Linked DNA regions of Homo sapiens: region 2 is linked to region 1. The links are chromatin loops, found by intact Hi-C in ENCODE. Cell type or tissue: stomach. All regions are shown on one strand. Each heading gives the region's core, and the rest is flanking DNA. Links, peaks and the distances in the headings are about the cores only. Region 1 has its middle 11 kb from the start of MIR548I2. Region 2 holds the start of LOC124900660 (a long non-coding RNA gene).

What was found. Hi-C counts contacts between places; a loop is a spot of excess contacts. Peaks named below come from ENCODE experiments on the same cell type or tissue, not always from the same donor. Only the 100,000 strongest peaks of a DNase experiment are listed, where the experiment ranks them.
Region 2: it touches region 1 in a loop (4-fold over the local background); 38 of 110 quality-filtered maps call a loop at or near these places.

What each region holds. Positions count from the first base shown.
Region 1 is chr4:9,542,437-9,547,817 of GRCh38, reverse strand. No RefSeq gene overlaps it. Among named protein-coding and RNA genes, the nearest start is that of MIR548I2, 11 kb to the left of the region's middle. In stomach, for the core only: no CTCF peak of the experiment used is centred there; no DNase peak of the experiment used is centred there.
Region 2 is chr4:9,657,926-9,663,306 of GRCh38, reverse strand. It overlaps LOC124900660 (a long non-coding RNA gene), which reads right to left and starts at 4,282. Exons shown (of 5, transcript XR_007058019.1): 1 at 1-4,282. In stomach, for the core only: a CTCF peak has its summit at 3,342; no DNase peak of the experiment used is centred there.

The DNA of each region.
Region 1 (5,381 bases), core at 113-5,112:
AATAAATGAACAGAAGGACAAACAGATGGACGGATACATAGGTGGGTGGGTGGATAGATGGGTGGATGGAAAGATGGGTGGGCAGGGAGGTGGACGAATGAATGGATGGTTGAGTCGGTGAAGGGATGGCTGAGTGGGTGGAGAAATGGATGAGTGGGTGAATGGGTGGAGGGATAGATAAATGGATGGACGGGTGGGTGGATAGATGGGTAGATGAGTGAATGGGTGGATAGATGCATGGGTGAGTGGATGGATAGATGGGTTGGTAGGTGGGTAGATGGATGATAGCTGGGTGCGTAAGAGAGTGGGTTGGATGGATAGATGGGTGGGTGGGTGGACAGATGGGTAGGGGGTGGATGGATGTATACATGTCTGGATGGATGGATGGATGGATGGATGGATGGATGGAAGGGTGGATGGATGGATGGACAGAAGAACAGATGAACTTGAGCATTTATGCAGGGTCCTTCAAAGAACTGAGTGATTTCCCTAGGGTGTCTCATCACCTGCAGGTGGGTGGGCAAGGGGGCTTGCCTCTGTAATACTCATGATAATGGGTAGTGCTCAGCCTTAGTCACCACTCTCAGAACACTTTATTGACCAGGAAAGTCAAAACTGGCATTGACAACTAATGCAAATTACAGCTATAACTAACAGAAGATGTTGATCTGATGATAGCTGGACAACCAATAATTAATAATTTGGCCATGTCATGTTACTGCCATGCTGGGCAGGTAGAGCCAGGGGTTCCTTAATCCCTGCATCACATTAAGGATGCTTATCAAGACTTCCCCAACCATGGGGACAGGGATCTTATCAAATACTTGCAGTTCACCCCAAAAGGCTCACACTCTTCACTCCACCTGCACATGACCTTCAGCTCAAAGACATTTCCAGTCCTCCAGGTCAGCCCTTCTTCCAGCCTTTGAATTAACCCTGATGACTGCCTGCCCATTAGGTGTCTTCATCTTTCATCACACATCCTTTTCCAAGGTTTTCCTTCAATCCAGCCCTCACTAAATGCTGGAACTGTTGTTGACAAAATCCAGAACAAGCTGGGTGGGGGATGCAGGTGGGAAGCAGGCTGTAGTAATGGGGAAAAATTCTAAGCAATCTCGAACACAGAAAAGAAACTGAACAGGTAAGAGAGAGGCTGTCAAGAGAAGAAGTGTTAATTTTGCATAACTGAAGCTGAAGAAGATCGGGGGGGCATGGCAGACCACAAGATAAATATGATATAGACTCCTTTTTAAAAAAGTGTAAACACCAACCCTTTCCTATTGACAACTGTGCTTCAAATATTGCTAAGGTCTTTACTAAAGGCGAGTCAGAAAAACGGAGTATTTTATGCAATACAGTAAGAAGGCCCATAGGCAAGCATGTTCCTGACACCACCTTCTAGGATAAGCCCTGAGATTCTGGTTACACCTATCCTAAAGTTGTCTCTCACTCCTGCTGTTGGAGAGCTACCATGAGAGAAGAACCATAGTGAAGTGGTTTAGAGTGTGCACCCAGCGACCAGTCAGATGGCTTCAAACCATCACCACCTAATACTGAGCAAGTTACATAATGTTCCTGAGCCTCAACTTTCTCATCCGTAAAATGGGTATGCTGTCATTCATTAATCAAACTCTAGGTGAGCATATACTAAACACGAGAGACACAAATGAGAATCAGGAACAGGCATGGCTCTGGCCCTCATGGTGACCACAGTCTTGAAGGGGAAGGATGACATGCTCAGAAATAGGAAGCCGTAGCTGAGCTAGTGTCTACCACAGAGAGGCACCTGGTGTCATGAAAGCAGATAACAGGGGGTTGCTGTGACTGACTCAGTGTGGCCAGGCATCCCTGAGGATGTAGTGACTCCACTGTCAGATGAGACTGTGACCAGGTGAAGAGGTAGGGAGAGGGAAAATCTTTCAGGCAGAAAGAGCAGGATGTGCAAAGGCCCTGTGGCAGGAAAACAGCAAAGGAAATGCAAGAGCCTGAAAGAGGCCAGAGAGAACAAGTGAACATGTGGATAATCACAGCACCCACCTCATACAGGACTTGCAAGAAATTGAGAACCTGTCTGTAACAGATTCAGCAATGACTAAATAGAAACTATCTCCTAAAAGTGCAGCATGAGGCTCCTTGGTGGTATTTCCCATGTGAGGCTGCCATGGACTCAGAGGCCAAATTCCACCTGCCTGTAGACAACCTCCAAGCCAGCTGGACACACATACACACTCAGGCTCAGGATACCCAGGACAGAGTTCTGGATGCTTGAAGTCGTGATAAGTATCCAGAATGACACAGAATTCCAGCCGGGCATGGTGGCTCACATCTGTAACCCCAGCACTTTGGGAGGCCTAGGTGGATCACCTGAGGTCAGGAGTTCCAGACCAGCCTGGCCAACATGGTGAAACTCCCTCTCTACTAAAAACACAAAAAAATTAGCCGGGTATGGTTGTGGGTGCCTGTAGTCCCAGCTACTCAGGAGGCTGAGGCAGGAGAATCGCTTGAACCCGGGAGGCAGAGACTGCAGTGAACTGAGATTGCACTATTGCACTCCAGCCTGGGCAACAAAAGTGAAACTCTGTCTCAAAAAAAGAAAGAAAGAAAAAAAGAATGACACAGAATTTGCTAAAGGGGGAGAAAGGGCTTCCTTCCAAAGCTGGACCTGGTTTCTACAGAGAGTTTTTCAGATGAAAATTAAGCAGCTCTTTGCAAGCAGCTCTTTGCAAGCACCTCAGAGGAGAACCCCTCCCCCTGATGAATCAGGCACACAGGCGGATCCAAGACAATTGGCTGCATGCATGTGAACAAACCTATGGTGGAAATGCAGTTTTTTATTTGTCTGGAGTGGTTTAATCACCAGGAGGGAGAAGCTTCTAAAGCAGCATTCAGAGGTGGCTGTTGCCTGGGTTTTCTGGAAGGGGGAGGCGGTGAGGATGAGGGCTTCCATTTCATCTGCAGGCCCCTTGCAGAAGGAGCTGGGGAAAGCTTTGAAGCCATCTGCACACTGTTTGCCATCTTGTCTGGCTGGGCAGCTGAGCTCCAGATGGGGGTGGATGGGATAGCTCTTGCCACCGTATTTGGAGAAAGATGGCAGGGAAGTCAGCCCCCGTGAAGAAGACAGGAGCAGGCAGGTGCTGGACAGTGCTGCCCAGGCCCCTGGGGCTGAAGTGTCCAACCCCACAGCCTCTAGGTGTCACTAAAGCAGCCCGAGAGGATCTTCTCTGTCCATCTCCATCCTGGCACCTACAGACACTTGGAGACAGTCCTTCACATGGGAACTCACAAATGCACACTGATAACCCCCACATGGAACTCTCATACGTAGGAAGTGAAAAGACAGGATGCCAGTTAAACTTGAATTTCAGATAAACAACAAATCATTTTTTAGGGTAAGCAGGTCCCAAATATTGCATGGGATATATGTGCACCCAAAAAAAAAAAAAAAAAAAAAAAGGTTAATAAGAAATTCAGGTTTAATTGGACCTCCTGTATTTTACCTGGGAAGTCTAACCCTGCATAAACACAACCTCGAGCTTGAAACTCAGAGAAGCCACGGCCGTGCTCAAACAGGTGCACAAACCCATATGCCTTACAGAGTCAAGGGCTGTGATGGGGGTCCCCACCCTTGCACACTTCCCTGTCCTCTGTCTGGGCTCAGAGTAAACAGGGGGTCACCTGGCATCCACGTCTAAGCTGGGCTTGGAGGTGTCCTAATGAAGCAGGATGCTGACCTGCACTTCCCCAGCTCAGCGGGAGCTGCAGCCAGGCCTAGCTTCCAGTCTCGGGCCTAGAACACACAGCACAGCCCCAGACCTTGGCAAGAAGGTTTCATCTCAAGGGCCACTGGCTCAGGACCTATTAGAAGCCCCACTTCTTTCCTCTGTTTCTGCTGCCATTGCCCCAGTCTCTGACCCTGCCACTCAATCACTCTATAAACACAGCAGGTACTAGGGGTGGCTCTGGGCTCGGCAATAAAGACAATGCCCCTGGTAAAGCCACAGTCTAGCAATGACAGTCAACCACGTATCAGCAACAGCCCTGCCCAACATGTGCTGACTGTGCACAAGGCCAGCGCTGTGAACGTGCTCTCAACAGTGATCTCACTGAACCCTCATGGCAGCTCTAGGATGCAGACAGTAGCATCACATTATCCCCATTTTACTTATGAGAAAACTGAGGCCTGAAGAAGGCAAACACAGGCCTCGGGATTTACAGTAACATTGCCAGGAATGTTTGAGAAAGGAAACTTCTCCAGAGTGAAGCAGTCTGCCAGAGCTCAGAAGACAGAGTCCCTGTTAGCAGGGGCTGTGGGGACTGGGGGCAGACAAGCGGGTAGGGGCTGGACCCCCCCAGGACATCAGGGTGCAGACTGGTGTGAGTAAAAGAAAGAGAGGCGGTCGTGCCATCATCTGCAGAAGATGATGTCTACAGAGGACAGTACCATGTGAGCCCTTGGGAAGCAGGATGACTGGATGGAATTTTGCACAGGATGCAAATTAAGCGCAGATCCCCCTCTGACCTAGACAGCCCACCTCCAGGAACATCTCACAGAAATGCACGCACAGAGCACCAAGTGATGTGTGCGAGGAAATTCATCAGAACACCGTCTGTGATTGGGAAAAGGCAGAAACCATCCAAAGACGTATCGGTGCAGGGCTGGTTAAACGAAGCGTGGTGCATCCACACGTCAGAATAACTGCTGGGAGAAGAAGGTGGTTCCCAGGTTCCAACGTGAGACAATGTCAAAGACATGCTGCCTGAAAAGCAGGCTTTCCAAAGAATAAATATAGCATTATTCCATTTTTTTAAAAAAGGTTACAATAAACACTTATGTGCAAATACATGTGCTTGTGTGCACAGAAGAAAAAGGTGTGGACAGGAACAGAAAACCAAACTCTGCGTGTTCTCACTCATAAGTGGGAGTTGAATAATGAGAACACATGGACACAGGGAGGGGAACAACATATACCAGGGCCCGTCGGAGGTGGGGGACAAGGGGAGGGAGAGCGTTAGGACAAATACCTAATGCATGCGGGGCTTAAAACCTAGATGACGGGTTAACAGGTGCAGCAAACCACCATGGCACATGTACACCTATGTAACAAACCTGCACATTCTACACATGTATCCCAGAACTTAAAAAATAAAAATAAAAGAAAAAGGTGTGGAGAGGTATACCCCCACCCTCCCCAGTGTTACCTCTGAGAAGCAAGATCAAGAAAATCAAATCAAGAGGAAATTATGTGTTTTGTTTTCTATATAATTTTTTTTTTTGAACAATAGTCTTGCTCTATTGTGCAGGCTGGAGTCCGGGGACACAATCTCGGCTCACTGCAACCTCCTCCTCACTGCAACCTCCTCCTCACTGCAACCCCCTCCTC
Region 2 (5,381 bases), core at 297-5,296, 120 kb before region 1:
ATTGCTGGAACCATCAGTAAACACCGTCAGAGCATTTCCTGGAGGTTTTTGTCTGGTAATTTTAGGTAAAATCCAAGTAGTCAATTTCAAAAACTGGAAGATTTTTGCTTTTGGGTAATGATTGTCAATAATTCCCACAAAATCAGCAATACTAATCTTCCGTGCGCCAGAATTGATAAAGGCTTCTCTAACCTGTTCCTTATTTAAAGGAACAATGATTTTATCTGGGTCATTTCCACACAATTTTACTATTCGTAGTCTTGCCTGACCAATTAATGTACCCATTTGATCTAAGTACAATGTAAAAGTCTTAACCGTACTGTGAGGAAGGAATGACAACTCCACTAGATCTGTATTTTGAACAATAATGCCTGTTGGAGAATGTGCAGTAGCAAAAATTAAAAGTTGGAGTGGGGCTAAGTGATCTATTTACTTGTGCTGACTGAATTTTTTCTTAAACTAATTCTATTTCTTTAGTTGCCCCTGGAGTTAATGTTCTTTTACTATTTAAGTCTGGATCCCCTCTCAAGATAGAGAACAAAGTTGACATGGCATAAGTACGGATGCCTAGAGTTGGCCAAATCCAATTAATATCTCCTAGCAATTTTTGAAAGTCATTTAATGTTCTTAATGTGTCTTTTCTTACTTCTACTTTTTGTGGTTTAATTTTTCTCTCCTCTACCTGCATTCCCAAATAATGAAAACGAGTGGAGGTCTGAATCTTATCAGATGCTATTGTCAGGCCTGCATTTGCAACCTCTGTCTGCAGAAATGTGTAACCGTCAATTAATTTGTCTCTTATTTCTGCAGCACACAAAATATCATCAACATAATGAATGATATAACAGTCTGAAAACTTGTCTCTAACTGGTTGAAGAACTTGAACTACAAAAGTCTGACACACAGTTGGACTATTAAGCATTCCCTGAGGCAACACTTTCCAATGAAATCTGGTGGCTGGTTCTTTATTATTTCTGGCTGGTATAGTAAAAGCAAATTTTTCAAAATCCTGTTTTGCCAGAGGAATGGTAAAAAAGCAATCCTTCAGATCAGTTATAATTAAAGGCCAATATTTGGGGATCATGGCTGGAGAGGGCAGCCCAAGTTGGAGAGGCCCCATGGGTTGAATTACTGCATTAGCGGCTCTTAAATCAGTTAGCATGTGTCATCTGCCTGTTTTTTTCTGAATTACAAACACAGGAGAATTCCAAGGCGAAAATGAAGGCTCAATATGTCCCTTTTCCAATTGTTCTTTTGCCAGTAAGTGTAAGGCTTCCAGCTTTTGTTTTGGTAGTGGCCACTGATTTACCTTTATAGGCTTTTCTGTTTTCCAAGTTGATGGAATGGGTTTTGGAGGCTCTACAGTGGCCACCCTTAAGAAGGATACCTTAGTCCTTTTCTTTCTGGATTTCCCTTAGCCTCAATTGGAACTTTAATGCCTTCTCCATTTTTGCCTAGTCCTTTGCCAGGGAGATATCCCATTTTAGTCATGATTTTTTGACTCGTGGGGCTGTATAGAGAGACTGGAATGGTAATCTCTGCATGCCACTGTTCTAATAAGTCTTGGCCCCATAAATTAATTGGAATAGAAGTAATCATAGGCTGAACTGTACTCTCTTGATTATCAGGTCCTAGACGATGTAAAATCCTGGCACTTTGATACACTTCTGAGGCAGTGCCCACACCAACAAGTCCTGTAACAGGCTTTTGTTTAGGCTGATTTTTTGGTCATTGATTTAAGGCAATGAGAGAAACATCAGCCCCAGTATCCACTAATCCTTCAAACTGTTTTCCCTGAATAGTAACTGTACACACAGGTCTATTCTCTGAGAGCTGACTAGCCCAATAAACAGCTTTTCCAGCAGGGTTGGTACTTCCAAACCCTCCTGTTCTTTCTGTTTTGTTATCCCCAATTTTAATATAAGGCAAGAGCAGTAATTGAGCAATTCTATCACCTGGATTGGCACTCCAGGGAACAGTAGAGCTGATCACTAACTGAATTTCCCCTTTATAATCTGAGTCAATTACCCCAGTATAAATTTGAACTCCTTTCAAATTTAGACTAGATCTTCCTAAAATAAGGCCTACCATCCCTTCTGGCAGTGGGCCATATACCCCTGTAGGAATCTTTTGCGGGGGCTCTCCAGGGAGTAAAGAAATCATTTGAGCAGAACATAAATCTACTGCAGCGCTGCCTGCTGTGGCAGGGGATAGTTGTTGTATTGTTGTAATTGGCTGATTTCCTGAAATGGTGGTATTTACTGTGGGGGTTGTTGTCCCTGAAAACCCTGAGGAACAAATGGCTGAATCGGGAATGCCCCACTTTGTTGCGGGGCCTGGGGCTGGCCCCTCTTCCCATTTCCCGACAATGGCTGTCCAATTTCATCAAATTTAGAAAGACATTCCTTAGCCCAATATTTTCCTTTTCCACATCTTGGACACAGGCCAGGTGGCTCTTTTTTTTTTTTTTTTTTTGCTCTGTTTATTTAAGCCTAGGCAATTCTTTTTTAGATGTCCGATTTGACCACAATTATAACATTTTTCCCCAAATGTTTTAACTTGTCCTCCTAAAGCAACCCCTGTAATTGCTTGAGCCAATAACATTGCCTTACGCATAGCTCCTCCAATCCCATCACAAGCCTTCACATATTCTGTAATTACATCAACTCCTGCTGAAACCTTTCCTCTTAATGGCTTTATGGCCGATTGACATTCTGGATTTTCATTTTGATAAGCTATTATTTCTACAGTAACTTTTCGGGCGTTATTATCTGCAATGGATTTTTGAGCTGCATCTTGCAACCTTGCCACAAAGTCTGGATATGGATCTTTAGAGCCTTATCTGATTGAACTAAAAGCAGAGCAGGAGGTTCCTGGGTCCTGAATCTTTTCCCAGGCCCTGAGGCAAATAGCCCTTAGTTGTTCAGTAGCCTCATTTTGCATTACTGATTGTTGGTTAATAGTGCCCCAATTTGGACCTGTTCCTGGTAATTGGTCTGCATCTATATAAGCAACAGGATTAGTAGCCTGATTTTTTCATACCTGTTCATGTACCCCATCAATCCACCAGGTTTTAAACTGTAGATACTGAGAGGGTGAAAGGGAAGATTTAGCCAAAATTTCCCAATTATAAGGAATAAGTCTATTTCCATGAGCAATGGAATCTAATAATGTTCTCATATAAGGAGAGTTAGGTCCATATTGTTTAACTCCTTCCTTCATATCTTTTAACATTTTTGTGGTGAAAGATTCATATCTGGTCTCAGTTCAGACAGACGCTCCTGCTTGACTCCCTTTCCCGGCCGGCATCGGTTGTAACATTACCAGATATTGCCATGCCTCAAGATCTCCCTGTTTTCTGGCTGTAGCAATGGTCTCATGCAGTGCACTATCTTGTCCACTAGGTGGTACTGTAAGATCAAACGCCATCGCCGTGGGTTGTTGATATAGTGCCTTGCTATTTGGCACAGGACGCACCTCCTGAGATCCATACTGAACCTCTGGAGACGGCCGATACTGAAATTCGGCTGGCGGCTGGTGTTGATAAACTACCGATGGTTGGGTTTATTTTCTACTGGCTGGTATTGCGGATACTGTGCCTGGATTGGCATTTGAGATTGTGACATCACAGGCATCTGAACCGCGGGAGAAGGGGTTGGTGGCCATCTTGGTCTAAACTCTGATGGCCCAAATAATTCTGGAACTCCTTCTCCCAATTTTGATGATTCAGGATACATTACCTCCTGTAATTGATTATAGTCAACATTTTGCATTGACCGAACCATTACAGGCTCTACTGCATTTTTACAATGTGTACTTTCCATTCCTTTCTTAAAGTCTGTTCCTGCCTCTTCTTCACAATCTATTACACAGCTTTCAGGGGCATCAAAGACTGAAACGCCATCTTCTTCTATTTGAAATTGTTCTAAAATTGCTTTAATAATGGCCCAATCATTCCATGCTGTAAGTGGGATGATCTTACCTTCCCTAGTTGCTTGTTGTAGTTCTTTGCCAATTTTTTCCCCATCATTTAAATCTAAAATTCCCTGTTCTGGAAACCATGGGCGGAATTGTTCTATTGCTTGAAATAGCGTAACTAGATTTTCTGTAGAAGCTTTAACTCCCCCTCTTCTTAAGAGAATTTTAATGAAGCTGAGATAAGAAGCATATTTACTTTCAGTTTGCCCCATTGTTACCCTGGATTCCTCCGAGCGCACAAGCTTACCTCAAGGCTGACTGTGGACGTACTCGGGAATCTCTCGTCGGCTGTCCTCAATGCTCACGTTCTTAGGGTACCTTCACCCTAGAGAAGGGCCCCATGTTGGGCACCAGATGAAGGGATGGCCTGCCCCTCCACACCTGTGGGTATTTCAAGTCGGGTGGGATGAGAGACGGAGAAAATAAATAAGACACAAAGTATAGAGAAACAACAGTGGGCCCAGAGGACCGGCACTCAGCACACCAAGGACCTGCACAGGCACCGGCCTCTGAGTTCCCTCAGTTTTTATTGATTATGATTTTCATTATTTCAGCAAAAAGAAATGTAGTAGGAGAGCAGGGTGATAATAAGGAGAAAGTCAACAAAAAACGTGAGCAAAATAATCTATATCATAATTAAGTTCAAGGGAAGGTACTATGCCTGGATGTGCACGTAGGCCAGATTTATGTGTCTCTCCACCCAAACGTCTCAGTGGAGTAAAGAATAACAAGGCAGCATTGCTGCAAACATGTCTCGCCTCCTGCCACAGGGCAGCTTTTCTCCTATCTCAGAGTTGAACAAATGTACAATCGGGTTTTACACCGAGACATTCAGTTCCCAGGGGCAAGCAGGAGACAGTGGCCTTCCTCCATCTCAACTGCAAGAGGCTTTCCTCTTTTACTAATCCACCTCAGCACAGACCCTTTACGGGTATCGGGCTGGGGGACAGTCAGGTCTTTCGCATCCCATGAGGCCATATTTCAGACTATCACATGGGGAGAAACCTTGGACAATACCTTGCTCTCAAGGGCAGAGGTCGCTGCGGCTTTCCACAGTGTATTATGCCCCTGGTTTGTTGAGACTAGAGAATGGTGATGACTTTTACCAAGTATACTGCTTGTAAACATTTTGTTAACAAGGCACGTCCTGCACAGACCTAGATCCCTTAAACCTTGATTTCATACAACACATGTTTTTGTGAGCTCCAGGTTGGGTCAAAGTAGCTGGGGCAAAGTGGCTGGGGCAAAGCAACAAATTAACAACATCTAAGCAAAGCAATTATTTAAAGTACAGGTCCTTTTCAAAATGGAGTCTCTTATGTCTTCCCTTTCTACATAGACACAGTGACAGTCTGATCTCTCTTTTCCCTACACAAATAAAGAACCCAGTAACTTTTCTCATT